Linked DNA regions of Homo sapiens: region 2 is linked to region 1. Evidence: chromatin loops called from intact Hi-C (ENCODE). Cell type or tissue: Caco-2. All regions are shown on one strand. Each heading gives the region's core, and the rest is flanking DNA. Links, peaks and the distances in the headings are about the cores only. Region 1 has its middle 8.7 kb from the start of ETDB. Region 2 has its middle 43 kb from the start of INTS6L.

The links. Hi-C counts contacts between places; a loop is a spot of excess contacts. Peaks named below come from ENCODE experiments on the same cell type or tissue, not always from the same donor. Only the 100,000 strongest peaks of a DNase experiment are listed, where the experiment ranks them.
Region 2: it touches region 1 in a loop (5-fold over the local background); 2 of 110 quality-filtered maps call a loop at or near these places.

The regions. Positions count from the first base shown.
Region 1 is chrX:135,106,742-135,116,899 of GRCh38, reverse strand. No RefSeq gene overlaps it. Among named protein-coding and RNA genes, the nearest start is that of ETDB, 8.7 kb to the left of the region's middle. In Caco-2, for the core only: a CTCF peak has its summit at 4,592 (motif pointing left); no DNase peak of the experiment used is centred there.
Region 2 is chrX:135,472,226-135,482,383 of GRCh38, reverse strand. No RefSeq gene overlaps it. Among named protein-coding and RNA genes, the nearest start is that of INTS6L, 43 kb to the left of the region's middle. In Caco-2, for the core only: no CTCF peak of the experiment used is centred there; a DNase peak (open chromatin) is centred at 4,623.

The sequences.
Region 1 (10,158 bases), core at 1,062-9,061:
GCACACAGTGTCAGGAGACACTCTCTTCTTCTACTCTTTCATTTCTAGCTGCTGCCTCTCATTGCTCAAATCACTAACCAGACAGCCAGGAAGCCAAGGTGATGTCTTCCATGGTATCAGCCTTCTGGAACACACAGCCCTGCAGAGAAGCATATATCTAGTTGGACAAACTGAGAAGAATCAAATCAATTCACCACTTTTTTCTACTTCCATTACTGTTCCACCACTGTTGCTTTAATCAGAGGAATAAAACCCTTGCCCAACACATGGTAGCATACACAGTGTTGTGAGCCATCTTATCATAACAGATGAGGTCAATTTGATTATAATACCATGTGGAACCTAAGTTGTAACTCTAATGGTTACAAGAAAGTTTCCTACACATTCACATTGACTGGGTGAAGGGAAAGTCACCTTGGCAGGGGATAGATGAAGATGGCAGAATAGAAACCTACACCACTCATCCCATCTCCCTTCACTGGAACACCAGATTTTAACGACTATCTGCACACAAAAAACACTGCCACAAGAACCAAGAATTAGGTGAGCAATCACATCACCTGGTTTTAACTTCATATCACTGAAAGAGGCATTGCACAGGGCAAGAGAGGTAGTCTGGAACCACCAATGCTACCCCTCCTCCATCCACCAGCGTGGAGAGTCTGTGCACTTTGGGGAGGGAGAGTGCAGCAAGTGGGGGACTTTACCTTGAACTCAATGCTGCCCTATCACAGCTGAAAACAAATCCATGCAGGGTGCAGCCAGTGCCCACACATATTATTATATATTATATATAATAATAATATATATTAATAGATTATATATTAATAGATTAGATTGTATATAATAATATATATTAATAGATGATTATATGGTAATATAGTAATAGATTGTATATAATAATATATATTAATAGATTATATAGTAATAGATGATTGTATATAATAATATATATTAATAGATTATATAGTAATAGATTGTATATAATAATATATATTAATAGATATACATTATATAGTAATAGATATTGTATATAATAATATATATTAATAGATTATATAGTAATAGATATTGTATATAATAATATATATTAATAGATTATATAGTAATAGATATTGTATATAATAATATATAAATAGATTATATAGTAATAGATATTGTATATAATAATATATATTAATAGATTATATAGTAATAGATGATTGTATATAATAATATATAAATAGATTATATAGTAATAGACATTGTATATAATAATATATATTAATAGATTATATAGTAACATGATTGTATATAATAATATATATGAATACATTATATAGTAATAGATTGTATATAATAAAATATATGAATACATTATATAGTAATAGGTTGTATATAATAATATATATGAATACATTATATAGTAATAGGTTGTATATAATAATATATATGAATACATTATATAGTAATAGGTTGTATATTATATTATATATGAATACATTATATAGTAATAGGTTGTATATTATATTATATATGAATACATTATATAGTAATAGGTTGTATATTATATTATATATGAATACATTATATAGTAATAGGTTGTATATTATATTATATATGAATACATTATATAGTAATAGGTTGTATATTATATTATATATGAATACATTATATAGTAATAGGTTGTATATTATATTATATATGAATACATTATATAGTAATAGGTTGTATATTATATTATATATGAATACCTTATATAGTAATAGGTTGTATATTATATTATATATGAATACATTATATAGTAACAGGTTGTATATTATATATGAATACATTATATAGTAACAGATTGTATATTATATATTAATACTTATATAGTAATAGATTGTATATTATATATAATAATATATTATATAATAATATATATTTCATATATATATATGTATAATCTCCAAGAAGGGCTGAAGCAAAGACCTCATCAACAATCACTAGGGAGAATCTATCTCAGTGCCTTTGCAATAACTGTTCCCTCCACATGGATTTCCTCTGGCTTTTTTCCCTATGGTTGTTTCCTTCATATCAGCAACTTGAGGGCAAGGGTTTTATTGTTGTTGTTGTTCTCTGTCATGCCTACAAGCCCTAGAAAAACTCCTGTCTGATAGTCAGTACTCAATAATATTTGAAGAATAATTGAATGAGAGAAAGGTAAGGTAGGGGGCAATTCCAGGAGATCTAGCGAAAGAGTCTGGTTTCAAGGTGAGTCAGACCAAATCAGAATATTTCACTTCCCTCTTTCTAAACACTATTTGTCCTTACTTATGATAATGTTATGAATGGCTCTAAACAGAAGGGGTATTTCTCAGAAGACACGAGATCTCATTTCAACTCTGCCTCTTCCTGGTTTTGTGACCTGTTGACAGGGCTCAGGCTGTGGCAATAACTTGTAGGTGAATCACTTGATAATTTAGGGTTTGTGTAGTAAAATGGTGTTCTTAAAGCTACAAAAGCTCTTCTGCCAATGAATATTTTACTAATGTTTAGACAAACATTTCTCCAAACTTATAATAGCATTAGTTGCTTTAGATGACATATATTATTAAGTATATTATTCATTATGATTTAATGGATGAGAGAAGTTCCCAACCAGCAGAAAAAGAAAATAAACCATTAATGAATTAATAAATGTAGTTATATCTTACCATTTCTTCCTCCATTCTTTGTCTTTTATGCCTAAATTTTGGAGGAGGGAGGAGTTAACCTCTCTCTCTCTCTCTCTCTTTTCTCCCTCTATCTCCCCATAGTTTTAGTCATACTGGGCCCACAAATTTTTATCCATTTTTTCCCTTAACATTAAATCACCAGCAATTTCTCATACTTTACAAAAGGACATTTAAATGGCTTTGTAATTAACCTTCAAGTAGATGAATTGATATTTCTTGAACCATTCTCCACTACATGGTTGTGCAGGTTATTTTCAACTCACTGCTCTTATAAGTGACTCCAGTTAATTTCCTAGTATATGTTCCTATAGTGCTCTGTACTTTTCCTCCACGGCACTTTTCACAACTTGAAATAATCATCTTTTTCATGTGTATCTTTTAAATAATCAGCTCCATGAGGGCAGGGACCACATTTGTTTGGTTCCTCAGTGTCCTCAACAAAACACATAGCACAGTGCCTAGTGCATAGCAGATACTCAATAAATATTTGTTGAATAAATGAATGAATAAATAAATGAATAAGTGAATGAATGAAAGGCATGTTGTCTTAGTCAACTCCATCTGTCATAACAATATGCCATAGAATGGGTGTCTTAAACAACAGAAATTTATTTTCACAGCATTATGGAGGCTAGAAGTCCAAGATCAAGGCGCCAGCATGGTTGGTTTTAAGAAATCTGGTTGTTTGAAAGTGTGTAGCACTTCCCCCCTCATGCTCTCTCTCTCCTGCCAGGCATGTGAAAATGTGCCTGCTTCCCCTTCATCTTTCGCCATGATTGTAAGTTTCCTGAGGCCTCACCAGAAGCAGAAGCCTGTACAGCCCACAGAACCATGATCCAATTAAACATCTTTTCTTTATAAATTACTCAGTTTCAGATAGTTCTTTATAGCAGTGCGAGAATGGACTAATACAGGTGCCAAACACTATGGCTGGTTCTCGGCCCCAGACGGTGCCTGGGGAAGGTGAGTGAAGGGACTTTGGGACTGCCCACTCTCGCCACAGAACTCTGGGATCCTAGCTGCAGGGGACCCCACCCTCTGTGGATGTTTGGGCTGGAAGGGGAATCTCTCTGGAGATTAGACAGAGAGGGAGCTACAGCGGGTGCAAAGCTGGGGACCTATGAGCATGGGACAGCTCCAGTGGAGCCTGGCCATAAGCATCCACCCCCAAGGGCTGCTCACCTCTTTTGGAGAGGCTCTGGTCTCAGCTAACTACTAGGAAGAATGCAGGGCCTGCTACCCCATGGGACTGGGGCATGTCTGTCCTGCAGACTTATCTGCCCACAAGCCCCTCACAGTGCCCTCACAGGGCCCCTGACTGGCCACCCCACAGAAATGTGTACACAGTGCAGCCTCAGCTGCCTGGCCTGGGTGCTTTGCTCCACCTGAGTGTGTTCTGGCAGGCTGGGAGTCCTTTGGATCTGCCAGTGCACCTGGAACCCAACCCCAAGGATCTGGAGGAGGGAGCTATGAGCAGGTCCTGGTGCACCAAGGCTGCAGCCCACAGCTCAGGAGTGCTGAGCTGGGGTCTGTGCTTAGTACTTGAGTAGAGGAGGAGCCCACACTCTCAGAAAACTGAAAGAGGTGAGTTGTAAAGGTTTGCTGGCTGGTGTGGGGCCTAGGGATGCCTCCCTCCACAGGGCTTGTCTGGTAAGGATGTGGCCTATCTCCCTTCCAGGCCTTCCCCCAAGGGAGACCTGTAGCCCAAAAGACCTAACAACGACAGCAACAAAATTACGAGCACAGTGCTAGTAATCAGAGGTGGCTCCCCCAAGGCCCAGGAGTGGACTTGGTGAGGAGGTCACCCACCTCTCTCCCCCAGCACCACAGTATAAAGCTGCAAATGCAAGGATACACAAGAGTCATGTGGCTAAGAGCCTGTCTACTGCCCATTGCTCTCAAGTGCCATCTACTGGATCGCAGCCCAAACTACAACAAAAAACTACTGATTGTCCCGCTACTGAGAAACCAAGGGCAAGAATTCAACAAAAAACAAATGTTCTGTACAGAGCCTTAGACCTCTGGGAACCTCGAGAAATAAAGCCAGATGACTATATTTAACTTACACCACAGTTGAAGGAACACCAGCCTTCCCAGATGAGAAATAATCAATCAGCACAAGAACACTGGCAATTCAAAAAGGCACAGTGTCCGCTTACCTCTAAAGGAACTTACTAGCTCCCCAGCAATGGTTCTTAACCGGTCTGAAATGTCTGAAATAACATACATGGAATTCAGTATCTGGATGGCAGGGAAGCTCACCGAGATCCAGGAGAAAACTGAAACTCAATCCAAGGAAGCCAAACAATCTAGTAAAATGATCCAAGAGCTGAATGATGAAATAGCCATTCTAAGAAAGACCCAAACTGAACTCCTTGAGCTGAAAAATTCACGACAAGAAGTTCATAATATAATCAAAAGTATTAACAGCAGAATAGACCAAGCTGAGGAAAGATTCTCTGAGCTTGAAAGCTGGTTCATCAAATCAACTCAGTCAGACAAAAATAAAGAAAATTAATTAGAAAAAAAGAACAAAACCTCTGGGAAATATAGAATTATGTAAAGAGACCAAATGTATGACTCACTGGCATTTCTGAAAGAGAAGGAGAGAGAATAAGCAACTTGGAAAATATATTTGAGGATATAGTCCACAAAAATTTCCCTAATCTTGCTAGAGAGGTTGATATACAAATACAAGAAATACAGAGAACCCCAGTCAGATACTATACAAAAAAACCATCCTCAAGGCACATAGTCATCGGATTCACCAAGGTCAATGCAAATAATTTTTTTTTTTTGAGACACGGTCTTGCTCTGTTGCCCAAGCTGGAAGTGCAGTGGCACAATCATGGCTCATTGCAGCCTCAGCCTAACAGGATCATTCGATTCTCCCATCTCAGCCTTCAGAGTAGCTGGGATGACAGGCATATCCCAACATGCCCAGCTAGTTTGTACATTTTTTGTAGAGGCAGGGTTTAACCATGTTGCCCAGGCTGGTCTTTAACCCCTCGGCTCAAGTGATCCACCCATCTCAGCCTCCCAAAGTGCTAAGATTACAGGTTAGAGCCACTGTGCTCAGCCAGATAAAACATCTTAAAGGCAGCTAGAAAGAAGGGGCAGGCCTGGGTGCAGTGGCTCACACCTGTAATCCCAGCACTTTGGGAAGCCGAGGCGGGTGGATCACTTGAGGTCAGGAGTTAGAGACCAGCCTGGCCAACATGGTGAAACCCAGTCTCTACTAAAAATACAAAAATTAGCCAGGTGTGGTGGTGGGCACCTGTAATCCCAGCTACTCAGGAGGCTAAGGCAAGAGAATCACTTGAATCCAGGAGGCAGAGGTTGCAGTGAGCCAAGATCGTGCCATTGCACTCCAGCCTGTGACAGAGCAAGACTCCGTCTCAAAAAAAAAAAAAAAAAGAAAAGAGAAAAGAAAAGAAAAGAAAGAAAGAAAGAAAAAGAAAAGAAGGGCAGGTCACTTACATAGGGAATCCCATCAGGCTAGCAGCATACCTCTCAGCAGAAACCTTACAATAGAAGAAATTGTGGACCTATTTTCAGCATCCTTAAAGAAAAGAAATTCCAACCAAGAATTTCATATCCCACCAAACTAAGCTTCACAAATGAAGGAGAAATAAAATCCTTCTCATACAAGCAAATGCTGAAGGAATAGTGTACACCTAGACCAATCTTACAAGAGATCCTTAATAAAGTGCTAAATATGGATTCAAAAGAACAACACCTGCTACCACAAAAGCACACTTAAATCATGTAGCCCACAGGCACTGTAAAGCAATTATGCAATCAAGTCTACATAACAACCAGCTAACATTACAATGTTAGGATCAAAATCCAACATATCAGTTTGAAACTTGTATGTAAATGGCTTAAAAGATACAGAGTGGCAGGCTGGATAAAAAGACAAGACCCAACCATCTGTTGTCTTCAAGAGACACATCTCACATGTAATGACACCTACAGGCTCAAAGTAAGAAGGTGGAGTAAGATCAACCATGCAAATGGAAAACAAAAAAGGGTAGGAGTTGCTACTCTTATGTCAGATAAACAGATTTTAAACCATTAAAGATTAAGGATAATGAAGGTCATCACATAATGATAAAGAGTATAATCAAACCAGAAGCCTTAACTATCCTAAATATACATGCACCAACATTGGATATATATGTTGGAGATATATATATATATATGTGTGTGTGTGTGTGTGTCTGTGTGTGTGTGTGTATATGTGTGTGTGTGTGTGTGTGTGTGTATATATATATATATGTCCTAAATATACCTGCACCCAGATTCATAAAACAAGTTCTTCTTGGCCTCTGAAAAAATGTAGACAACCATACAACAATAGTGGGAAACCTTAACACCCCACTGATAGTGTTAGACACATATCAAGGCAGAAAAAAAAAAAAACTCTTGACGTAACCTTGACACTTGATCAACTGGACCTAATAAACATCTACAGAACACTCCACCCAACAACCACAGAATGTACATTCTTCTCGTTTGCACATGGAACATATTCTAAGATCGACCACATTCTTGGTCATAAAACCAAGTCTCAATAAATTCAAAAAATCAAAACCATACCAACCAAACTCTTGGACCACAGTGCAATAAAAATATAAATTTATATCAAGAATATCTCTCAAAACTACAAAAATACATGTAAATTAAATAACTTACTCTTGAATAAATCCCTGGTGAACATCAAAATTAATGAAGAAATTTAAAAATTATTTGAAATTAATGAAAATTGGGACACATCAAAAATTTCTGGTATGCAACCAAACCAGTGTTAATAAGAGGAAACTTTATAGCCCTAAATGCTAGAAGTTAGAAGAATCTCAAATTAACAATCTAACTTTGCACCTAAAGGAACTTGAAAAAAAAAAACCCAAAGCTAGCAGAAGACAAGAAATAACTAAAGTTAGAGAAGCACTTAATGAAATGCAAAAATACATACAAAAGATCAATGAAACCAAGAGTTGGTTATTTGAAAAACGAAATAAGATTGATAGATCACCAGCTATATTAACAAAGACAAAGAAAGAGAAGATCCAAATAAGTACAATCGGAAATGACAAAGGCAATATTACAACTGATCTCACAGAAACACAAAAGATCCTGAGAGATGACTATGAACAACTCTCTGGATACAAACTAAAAATTTACAGGAAATGGATAAATTCCTAGAAGCACACAATCTCCCAAGAATGAATCACGAAGAGATTGAAACCCTGAATAGACCAATATCAACTTCTGAAATTGAATCAGTCATAAAGAATCTACCAACCAAAAGAAGCCCTGGACCAGATGGATTCATAACCAAATTCTATGAGATGTGCAATGAATAACTAATATCAATCCTAGTGAAACTATTCCAAAAAAAATCAAGGAGGAGGGGTTCCTCTCTAACTCATTCCATTAAGCCAACATCAGCCTAATACCAAAATCTGGCAGAGACACAATGAAAAAAGAAAACTTCAGACCAATATCCCTCATGAGCATAGATGCAATAATCCTCAACAAAATATTAACAAACCAAATCTAGCAGCATATCAAAAAGTTAATACACCATGATCAGGTAGGCTTCATTCCTGAGATGCATGACTGGTTCAACATATGCAAATCAATCAACAAGGTTCACCACATAAACAGAATGAAAAGGAAAATCATATGAACATCTCAATAGATGTACAAAAAGTTTTCAATAAAATCCAGCTTCCCTTCATGATGAAAACCTTCAACATACTAAGCATTGAAGGAACAAACTTCAGAATAATAAGGTTCTATGGCAAACCCACAGCCAGGTTCATACTGAGTGGGCAAAAGCTCAAACCATTCTCCTTGGTAACTGGAACAAGACAAGGATGCCCACTCCCACCACCCCTTTTCAACATAGTACTGGAAGTCTTAGCTAGAGCAATCAGGCAAGAAAAAGAAATAAAAGGCATCCAAATAGCAAAAGAAGAAGTCAAACTATCTCTCTTCACTGACTATATGATTCTGTACCTAGAAACCCCTAAAGACTGTGCCAAAAGGATCCTAGAACTGATAAATCACTTTAGTAATGTTTCAGGATACAAAATCATTGTACAAAACTCAGGAGCATTTCTACACACCTGCAATATCCAGGCTGAGAGTGAAATCAAGAACATAACCCACTTACAATAGCTACAAAGAAAATGAAATACCTAAGAATACAGCTAACCAAGGAGGTGAAAGATCTCTGCAAGGACAACTACAAAACAATGATGAAAGAAATCAGAGATGACATAAATAAATTTTTAAAAATTCCATGCTAATGGGTAGGAAGAACTAATATAGAAATGGCCATACTGCCCAAAGCAATTTACAGGTTCAATGCTATTCATATCAAACTGCCAACATCATTCTTCACAGAATTAGAAAAAAAAACTATTCCAAAATTCACATGAAGCCAAAAAGGAGCCTGAATAGCCAATGCAATCCTAGGAAAAAAGTACAAAGCTGGAGGCATCATACTACCCAACTTCAAATTATATTATATACCCACAGAAATCAAAACAGCTTTTTGTACTGGTACAAAAACAGACACATACAGCAATGGAACAGAATAGAAAATTTGGAAATAAGGCCACACATCTACAACCATCTGATCTTCGACAAGGCCGAGAAAAACCAGCAATAGGGAAAGGGCTCCCTATTCAATAAATGGTACTGGGATAGCTGGCTAGTCATATGTAGAAGACTAAAGCTGGAACCCTACCTTTCACTATATATAAAATTTCACTCAAAATCAATTAAAGAGTTAAATGTAAGACCTCAAACTCTAAAAATCCTGGAAGACAGCCTAAAAAATACTCTTCTCAACATCAGCCTTGGCAAAGAATTTTTGACTAAGTCCCCAAAAGCAATTGCAACAAAAACAAAAACGGACAAATAAGACCTAATTAAACTAAAGAGCTTCTACACAGCAAAAGAAACTGTCAATAGAGAAAAAAAAAACACAGATAACATGCATAATGGGATAACATATTCACAAACTATGCATCCAAGAAAGGCCTAATATCTAGAATCTATAGTGAACTTAAATTGACAAGAAAAAACAAATAACTCCATTAAAAATGGGCAAAGGATATGCACAGACACTTCTCAAAAGAAGACATACAGGTGGCCAACAAATATTATAAAATGCTCAATATCACGAATCATCAGAGAAATGGAAATCAAAACCACAGTGATATACCATCTCACACCAGTCACAATGGCTATTACTAAAAAGTCAAAAAATGACAGATGCTGGCGAGGCTGCAAAGAGAATGCTTATACCTGTTGATAGGAATGTAAATAAATTCAGCCACTGTGGAAAGTAGTCTGCAGATTTCTCAAAAAACTTAAAACAGCTACCATTCAACCCAGCAATCCCATTACTGGTATATACTCAAATGAAAATAAATCATTA
Region 2 (10,158 bases), core at 1,344-9,343, 370 kb before region 1:
TGGGGTGAATTAGGAAGCTAATGCTAATTGGCCTCTCTCATTCTTCCATATAACCTGCATATATTCTCAAAAGGTTTTTAGGGTCATTTTTCAGGGCCTGGCATGTTAGACACTCATTCTGGGAACACACACCAGATGTACGTTTGGTATATAACTTCATAGAGTTTGTATATAGGAAATATAGATAGAGCTGGATAATGGATGTGACTTAAGTTGCACGACAACCTAATTCAAGGAAATAGCTGAATCGCCCATCAAAGGATACAAATGAAGAAAATCTTCATCTGATAAGAAAGACCTACAGAGCATAGTAGATCTGTCCTGGATCTGTCACTTGGCTGTTTGTCTTGTTTCATTCGCAACATATACAAACCACATTTTCCAAATGGTGACATCATCGATAATACAGTGGCTCAAAGTAATGTAATCGTTTCGCCAGATGACAGTATTGTTGGCTCAATACACTAAACAGGTGATGGCATAGTTTCCAGTCAGGGAAAACAACTGTAACAAAAGCATCTAAGCCCAAATATTTGAGTAGTTGCCTCTGTCAACACAATAGCTAACAGACTGACTTAGCACAAATAATCATGAATTGACTTAGTCTGTTTGGGCTGCTATAATAAAATATTAGGTTGGTGCAAATGTAATTGTGGTTTTTGCATTGTTGGAAATTGCGGTTTAATATTGGAATACATTCTTAAATAATATGGTTATGTTAGACATCATTTTAATGGGCCCTCGGTTTATTTTTATTATTTATTTATTTATTTTTGCTAATGTCTTATTACTTGCTGTTTATTTTAGGCTATAGAAATGATGTTACACAAAAAGCAAATTTGAGCGATTTTCTCATTCGAGTTCAAAATGGGTTGTAAAGCAACAGAGGCAACTCACAACACCAAAAATACATTTGGCCCAGGAACTGTTAACGAACGTGCAGTGTGGTGGTGGTCCAAGGAGACGAGAGACTTGAAGATGAGGAACTTAGTGGCTGGCCATCAGAAGTTGGCAACAACCAATTGAGAGCAATCATAGAAGCTGATCGCTTACAACTACACGAAAAGTTGCTGAAGAACTCAACGTCGACCATTCTACAGTCGTTTGGCATTTGAGGCAAATTGGAAAAGTGAAAAAGCTCTGTAAGTGGTTGCCTCATGAGCTGACCGAAAATTTTTAAATCGTCGTTTTGAAGTATTGTCTTATTTTACATAACAACAACAATGAACCATTCCTCAATTGGATTGTGACATGCAAAGAAAAGTGGATTTTATACAACAGCCAGCAACCACCAGCTCAGTGGTTGGATGGAGAAGAAGCTCCACAGCACTTCACAAAGCCAAATTTGCATCATAAAAAGGTCACGGTCACTGTTTGGTGGTCTGCTGCCTGTCTAATCCACTACAGCTTTCTGAATCCCAGCGAAACCATTACATCTGAGAAGTGTGCTCAGCAAATTGATGAGATGCACCAAAAACTGCAATGATGGCAGCCAGCACTGGTAAACAGAAAGGGCCCAGTTCTTCTCCATGACAATGCCCGACCACAGGTTGCACAACCAATGCTTCAAAAGTTGAACAGATTGGGCTACAAAGTTTTGTCTCATCCGCCATATTCACCTGACCTCTTGCCAACTGACTACCACTTCTTTAAGCATCTCGACAACTTTTTGCAGGGAAAATGCTTCCACAACCAGCAGGAGGCAGAAAATACTTTCCAAGAGTTCATCGAATCCCAAAGCATGGATTTTTATGCTACAGGAATAGACAAACTTATTTCTCTTTGGCAAAAATGTGTTGATTGTGAAACAGCTCCATTGTCTAGGGTATATACCCTAGCTCTTGGTCTCAGTAGAGAAGGAATTCAGGACACAGACACACAAGAGGAGTGGGTTTTGGAGCAGAAAGTTTAACAGAAAAAGAAGAAAAGAGAGAGAAAGCTTCCTCATGTTGAGAAAGCCCAAAAGAGGGTCTCCAAGAGGAAAAAAAAAAGGACTGCTGATGCGAATGCGCTGAGTTTTATAGTCCAGTTTGAGGAGGCAGTGTCTGATTTACATAGCTCTCACAGATTGGTTCAATCAGTTATGACGTCTACATAGTGCGTGGGAGAAGGGTCGCCCCACCCTAATCTTATTATGCAAATGGGTATTCCAGTTGATCGGTGCCATCTTGTCTGCTTCTTACTGTACACCAGTGGCTGACAGAAGGGGAGATGGAGCTGCCGTCTTGAACATGATTGGCACAACTGCTGGTATCTGTGTCTGCAGCTTAATTTTACAGGCTGCTCTTCATTAGAAAGGAAAATAATTTGGGGCTGCTTTTCATTAAAAAGAAAAGCCTTATTGGGGACTCCCATACCCTTACTATCTACCTAAGTAATTTCTTCTTAAATCCTATATCAATTGTAATGGTTCCTATTTTGATTAATAAAGATGTGTTTGAGCCTAGTTATAATGATTCAAAATTCATGGTCCAAAACCGCAATTACTTTTGCACCAGCCTAAAGTATTTTGCACCAACCAAAGTATTTTGTGTAATTTATAAAGAGTAGAAATTTATTGCTCACAGTCCTGGAGGCTGGGAGGTCCAAGATCAAGGCACCAGCAAATTTGCTTTCTGGTAAGAGCCTGTTCCTCATAGATAGTGCCTTCTATACGTCTTCACACATGGTGCAAGCAGCACAGCAGCTCTCTGGGGCCTCATTTATAAGGCCAGTAATGCCAGTCAGGAGGGCAGATCCTTCATGACCTAATCAACCCCAAGGACCTTTTAATATAATCACCTTGGTGATTAGATTTCAATATATGAATTTGGGGAGTGACACAAACGTTTAGTCCATAGCATAAATAAATCTATTTAAGTGAAATTTAGCATTCACTTAGCTAATGTTAGTCTAGTTGGTTCTCCTCCTTCTGAGCACACTGAGGGATTCCACTTCCCCCATTCTCTTTTGCTATTGAGACAGACCATGTGACTTATTCTGGCCAATGAATTGTGAGATAAAGTGATACATTTTATGATTACGTTATTTAATTGTCTGAGTGAGACCCTCCACTCTTTCTTCCCATGCCTGAAGTGATTATGGAAGCATGTATAGAGATTTCGGGTGCCACAAAATCAAAGCAACTGGCACCACTGAGTCACCACATGAAGGAAAGCTGCCTCAGAGTGTCACCTGGACTTGCAATGGATTTTATGAGAGCAAGAAATTAAATTTTGTTGTAGTCAGACAGTGAGATTTTTAGTGTTGCTACCACAGCATAACTAATACAGCATTCCTTGGCCAAAATGAATCTGTTAAATGGCCTAGCTGATGAAGAGACAGAATGGTGAACTAACAATCAACTGCTGGGTGCTTTCCATGTGCCCAGGAGAGTGTTAGGTGCAGGCACAATACATAGATGTCTACAACACAATCAAACTCTCACTGTCTCTATTTTCTTTGATTCTCTCCTTTCCAATAGGTAGAACTAAATGTTTCCTTTTAAGTGCTCCCATAACACTTTTCCCTCTCCTCTCCCCATCAACACTTCAGCATGGTGACTACAGTTAATAATAATAAGTTGTAATCTGGGTGTGGTGACACATGCCTGTAGTCCCAGCTACTTGGGAAGCTGAGATGGAAGGATCCCTTGAGCCCAGGAATTCAAGTCCAGCTTGAGCAACATAGTAAGACTTCGTTTCTACAACAAAAAATGTATTGTATACTTAAAATGTGCTAAGAGAATAAATCTTAAATGTTCTCACCACATATAAAAGAAGGGGTAAATATGTGAGGTGAAGAGTATGTTAATGAGCTTGATTGTGGTAATCATTTCACAATGTATACATATATCAAATAATCCCACTGTACATCTTAAATATATACAATTTTTATACAATTTTTATTTTGCAAAGAAGAAACATGGTCAAGGTTGCCAATTCCATAGTAGTAAAGACTTCAGTTTGTTTAAATACTACAGAGAAATATTAAAGAGTGGAAGGAGAGGTTGAGGATAGAGGGAAAGAGGGGAGAATGAAAGAAAGGGCTTAGGAAGGGATTCATTCAGTCGTTCAACATATGCTTAAGGAAGGACCACCATATTCCTTACACCATATAGGTTCTGAAAATGCAGTGATAATTAAAACCCAGAGTACAGATGGGGAGACTGGGTTTAGGAGTGACTTCCCTTCCTCTGTGCCAGGAAGAGAGGAGGCAAGGATCACGGCTGGGGTGGGTGGGTTTTTAATGGCATGAAGGCAGAAAGGTGAGGGACTTCCTGACTGAAAATGGCCATTTTCCCTGAAGAGTAGGAATCAAAGTCCTTTTTACTATGACTGAAGGTTAACAAGAGTAGAGAATGTTTCAAATAGTTCTTGTGGAGCATGAGGGTATATGGTGATTAATCTTATGTATCAACTTGTCTCAATTCTTCTCTGGGTCTCCAGCCTGTTGGTCTGTCCTACAGAATTTAGATTTTCCAGCCCCCACAGATTTTTAGACAATCTTTAAAATCCCTGACACACACACACACACACACACACACACACGCACACACACCCCTCCTATTGTTTCTGTATCTCTGGAGGACCCTGGACAGCATCCAAGGACTGAGTTGGAATTGGAGATCATGAATGTGTAGTGGCTGGCACCCATCCACATGGTGGCAGGATTTCCTCTTGCAGCACTCAGCAACTCTAGAGTAAGAAGGCACAAAGAAGGCAGGTGCAATCGAATTGACCCAGGGTTAGAGTTTTTCTGGAAAGTGGAATGGAAGTATAACGGGGATAGAGTCATTGAATAATGTACCACAGGTCTAGTCTAGATCAGGAAAGAATTAAAGACAGATAAGGGTTAATTGACTAGAACAACATGGAAGGGCCAGGGAACTGAAATCTGGTGAATTTTAAAAAACAAACCAAAACAACAAGAAGCAGGTATGTTATGGGTTGAGGTGTTCTTCTCCACCCCATCCCCCCAAAAAAGATATATTAAAGTCCTAATTCCCAGGCACATTCTCAGAGTGTGACCTTATTTGAAAATAGGGTTTTTACAGTGATAATCCATAAAGAGGTCATTAGTATGGGCCCTAATCCAATATGATTTTATAATATATGTCCTTATAAAAAGGGGAAATTTGGACACAGACAGATATGCAACAGAGAGAAGATGATGTGACTGACACACAGGGAGAATACTATGTGAAGACAAAGGATTGGAGTGATGCATGTACAAGCCACAGAATGCCAAAATTGCCAGCCAACCACCAAAAGCTAAAACAGCGGCAAGGAAGAATTTCCCTTAGGGGTTTCAGAGGGAATGCAATCCTGCTGACACTTTCAGACTTCTAGCCTTCAGAATTGTGAGACAATACTTTTATGTTATTTTAAGCCACCTACTTTGTGGTATTTTGTAACAGAAGCCCTAGAAAACTAATCCAAGGTATATGGAGAGTAAGGCTGTCAAAGAGCCTGAAGGATACGAGTTGATAAGAGAGTAGACTCTAATTGAGTCCAGACCCCTGAAGCCAGTTAGGAAATCTTGAAGGGGTATACAGAATCATCAGTTCCCCCTGGAGTTTCTGAAAAACCCAGATTTGTAGAGAGTGATGCTAAGTAACTAGGGGGTTTTATTGGAGTCACTGGACCCTTTCTTAAACCAAATCTTACAGTGGTCCTAGGGCGCCCCAGAGCAAACCAGGGAATCAGAATATAGAATCCTCCCAATGTAACTGTTTTGAGATCGAATGAGCACTGTGTTGTTTTTGCTAAACATTGCTACAAAGCCACTTTGTGTGAAACCAAAATGGCAAACAGACTTGTGGTTCACCATAGGGTGACTTCCTTTGGCCATCGCTAGGCAACAAATCAGGATGGATCCAAATGTGGCCAATTACATGCTCTCCAGAAAAAGACTCTTTAGAAAGCAAGCCTAAAAGTCCCATACAATACCATAGCTACAGCAGAAATCCTTTACTTTGCAAAAATCACTTTCATCTTTTGGGATTTCTTCAAAATAAAGGCAAAAACTTTATGCTGCACATTGGATTATAAGTGTAGTTAAGACACCCATTATTATATGAGAACTGTCTGGTTTTGCTTTATAAAGCTAGAGTGGCAGATGACCCATTTCACGGACCTACTTTTAGTCTAAATAGAAAATGTCAACTAAAACCACCTTTGGTAGCCTTTGAAAATCTATGTATTAAAGAAAAATATTACTTTAAGTTTCCTCATACTCAACAGCATATGTCCATGGACATTGACTCCAAAGATAAATAGGGCACAGTTCCTTCTCTCAATGGTATGTGCTACAATCTAGTTACGAAAACAGTACATGTACATAAAAACATAATAATACATGGTAGCATAGGGATTATCTCATTTAATTCTCACAACAATCCTATGAAGGAGGTGCTATTTTTATTGTCATTTTAGAGATGTGGAAACCAAGAAACAGAGAGGTTAATTAAATTTCCTAAGACAACAAAGCTATCAAGCAGTACAGCAAGTATTTGAGTCCAGGTAGTCTGGTTCTAGAGACAATGCTCTTAAGACTGCAATAGAGTAAAAAAGAATGACTCCTTGAATAGCAGCCTCCCAGGTGTTCAAAATCTTGAAGTATTACCAGAAGAGGGACATTTGAGAGAGAAAAGCCTTTTGAACATAATTTCACATTCAGTTCCACAGTAACTACATAATATAGGTAGCTTTTTGAAAGTACACTATGTTATTATAGAAGATCAGCCAGTACCAATCAATTATTATAAAGTTCTTCAGACATACGTTAGCGTAATGAAGGCTCTAGTTCACCTATTCCTCAGTGGAGACTCTTCTCTCTGGCTTCTTAATAATCTCCATCATCATCCTCTGACTCCACTGTGGTGGTCTTCCATCTGGCCAGTTGAGAAAACATTACTAATAAGGGACATAAACCCTTACATTTGTATTTAAAGGACAATAGCTATTATGTATTTAGCACTATCATCTATCAGCCTCTTTGTATCTATTTTCTGAATCTTCATCAAAAACGTATGGAATTAGTATTATATGTACCTCCATTTGACATCTGAGGAAACCGAGTTGTAAACAGGCCAAAGTACCCAAGATCACGTAGCTAGCAAGTGGTGGCTAGGACTTGAGCCAGGTCTGACTGACTGCAAAACCAGCTCTCTTAAACACCTCACTCTAATGAGTTCCATATAATATCAAATGAAGAAATTAAATCTACATATCAATTGACTATGCTGTTTTATATTCCTAATAACTTTTATATGCCCATTCTGGATATATCTTCCTAGCTTATTTTGACTGGCATTGCTTTAGGACTCACTGTCATTAATCTATGCAGAGAAACTAGAGTTCTTCTATTTCTATGTTGTATGGCAAATTCTTCTAATTTAGGCTAACTCATTCAATTCATTCATTTTTTCTATTTAGAATGTGTATGTGCATACATGTGTGCACATTCATGTGTGTGCACGTGAATGTATGTGTGTGTATTAAGCAACTCTTCAGCTCAGGACATCCATCAAATAAAGGACCTTGCCAAAACAGCTTTGTGTTTCTAGATGCTATTACTCTGAAAGAACAGTTGAACACACACACACACACACACAAGCTTGTATCAAGTCAGCAGAATTACGCACACACAAAAAACTTGTATCAAGTCAGCAGAATTATTCCTAACTTAAGGCCAGTTGGGGAGGTGATTTTAGGAGTTCTTCCATGTTGGAACTCATGGAATGGAGGGTGCAGAGGCTTGGAGAGGGAATAAGTCCCTCACACCAAAAATAAAAATTACCTGAGGTTCATGAAGTGAGGCTGTAAAGTGGTGAGATCGGCTTCCCTAGCAGCCACATTCAATTACCCTAATCTGTGACTATTTTCAAGACTTGATTTAAATTTTAACTTGATTTTATCTGAATTTGAAAAATAGACTGCAATAATCTGTTTATTTATTATAAATGTATTCTGAGGTGATTTTCCAAGGCTTCTGTTGATGATCATTTAAAATTTACTATCATCATCTAGTCTTTTCCAACTCTACCACCTCCAACCTAGCCCAGGCCCTCATTTCTCCTGCCCAAATGATCACTAGCTGGCCTGGATAACCACAGTGATACCTGCCTTCTATCCATCCTACATACTGATACCAGAATAATGATCCTTCAACATCACACACACCACTCACTCCCCTGTACTAAGCTTTTCAATGACTCCATGGATTTCCAATAGCAGAAAGTGTAAACTCATCTGTTAGCCTTTCAAGACCCTCCCTTCAGGCCTCATCCTGGCACCCACTCATCCTTAATTCCCACAACTCCTAGCATGCTTCTGCATCTTCTATTCTAGTCAGGCCTATTCAATCTCTGTCCCGTGAACACAGCATGCTCTTTTATTTACATATTGTCGTATTACAACAAAGTGCTGTATTGATTTCGTTTGAAAACATACTGTAGGTACAAGATCCTACTCTATGCCATGATCTTGGTGAGATGCTAGATCACAAAGGTGAACAAGGTAGTCCATAGCTGTCTGGTGAAAGTGACAGGCAACTGAACAGGCAATCATTTTGCAGCATGATAAGTGGTATATGAAGGAGGTCCAGAGATCTGTGGGAGCTCAGAGGAAAGGAACTTAACCCAGACTTTAGAGAGCAGGGAAGGACTTAAGAAGAAGTGATGCTATAATTTTAATGCATAAAACATGAGTAAGAGTTAGTTAGACAAGGAGTTTGAGAGGGGAAGTGACATTCCAAGCAGAAAAGAGCAGCATTGACAAAGGCCTGGAAGAGATCCTGATCCGTTCATGGAACGGATCCCCAGATTCATGGTCCTGATCCCCAGAACTTATTCACCTTATAAACTTGGTACTCTTTGAACAACATCTCCCCATTTCTCCCACCTGGCAGTCTCTGATAATTACTGTTCTAGTCTCTGTTTTTATGAGTTTGACTTTTTTAGATTCTGCACATAAATGAGATCATGCAGTATTTGCCTTTCTGTGTTTGGCTTATTTAGCTTAGCATAATGTCCTTCAGATCTACCTATGTTGTTTCAGATCCAGGATTTCTCCTCTTTAAGGCTGAATAGTTTTCCATTGTCTATGTGCACTACATTTTCTTTATCCATTCATCCATCGATGGGCACTTAAGTTGATTCCATATCTTGGCTATTGTGAATAGTGCTGCAATGAACATTAAATGAAAAAAATGAAAGTTAAAGACAGAACACCACACTTAAAAAGTCAATATTTTATATACTTTTAAAATTAGAAATAGTCATAAGCAATTCTGTATAATTTCCATCTACCATCCTTCACTCATTAGAGCATTTTCAGAAATGATTTCTTCCTGTTTTATCTTTATTGTGTCATTTATTTTAAAAGTTACACTCATAATAATTTAATTGTATAGAAGTGTTATAAAGTAAAAAGCAAGTCTCAAATCTCACTCCACACTCAGAGATAACCATTACTAATGGAAGGACATTTGGACTTTTTACATTTTGACTTTTTTTTGTGGAGGAGGAATCCTTTTTCAGCCTGATGGTTTTCACAGCCATGATTTTGAGGATGCTGGATTTTAAGGATTCTGTGAAGCTGGGGAGAAAGGAATGGGGATAGTTCAAGTTAAAAAGTCATAAGCCTTGCTGCTCTTACTGAGACTCAGCAGCTTTTGTTTAATAAAAGCTTCTCAGATTCTTGCAAACCTTTGTTTAATTTCCAGAGTTCTAAAAAAGTTGATTGTGACAATTTTTGCCAGTATTTGCATTTTTTTAAGGAGGAACAAGTTTATGGAGGGTTTCACCCTGCCATTCCAGACTTTCCACCACTATGCAAACTTTTTGCATTTCTCTCTTTCAAAAAATATGTTTGCTTTCATCTTCTGCCAATTTCTGGCCCTTCTGCCATGAAAAGAAAGGGAAAGTTTGTGAAACTGAGATACAAGGAAATTATAGCTTTGGAGTCAGATTGACCCAGATGTGGATCCTATCTCCACCACTCACTCGGATTGTGATCATGGGCAGGTAGATGATATTCCTGAGTCTCCATCTCCTAATTGGTAAATAGTAGTAATAATACTCACCACAACCTATCTGTCAAAATCAAAGGAAAGCTTTTGGTACAAGTCCTAGCAGATAACAAATATCTAACATATGTTTTAAGTATCTTAGTT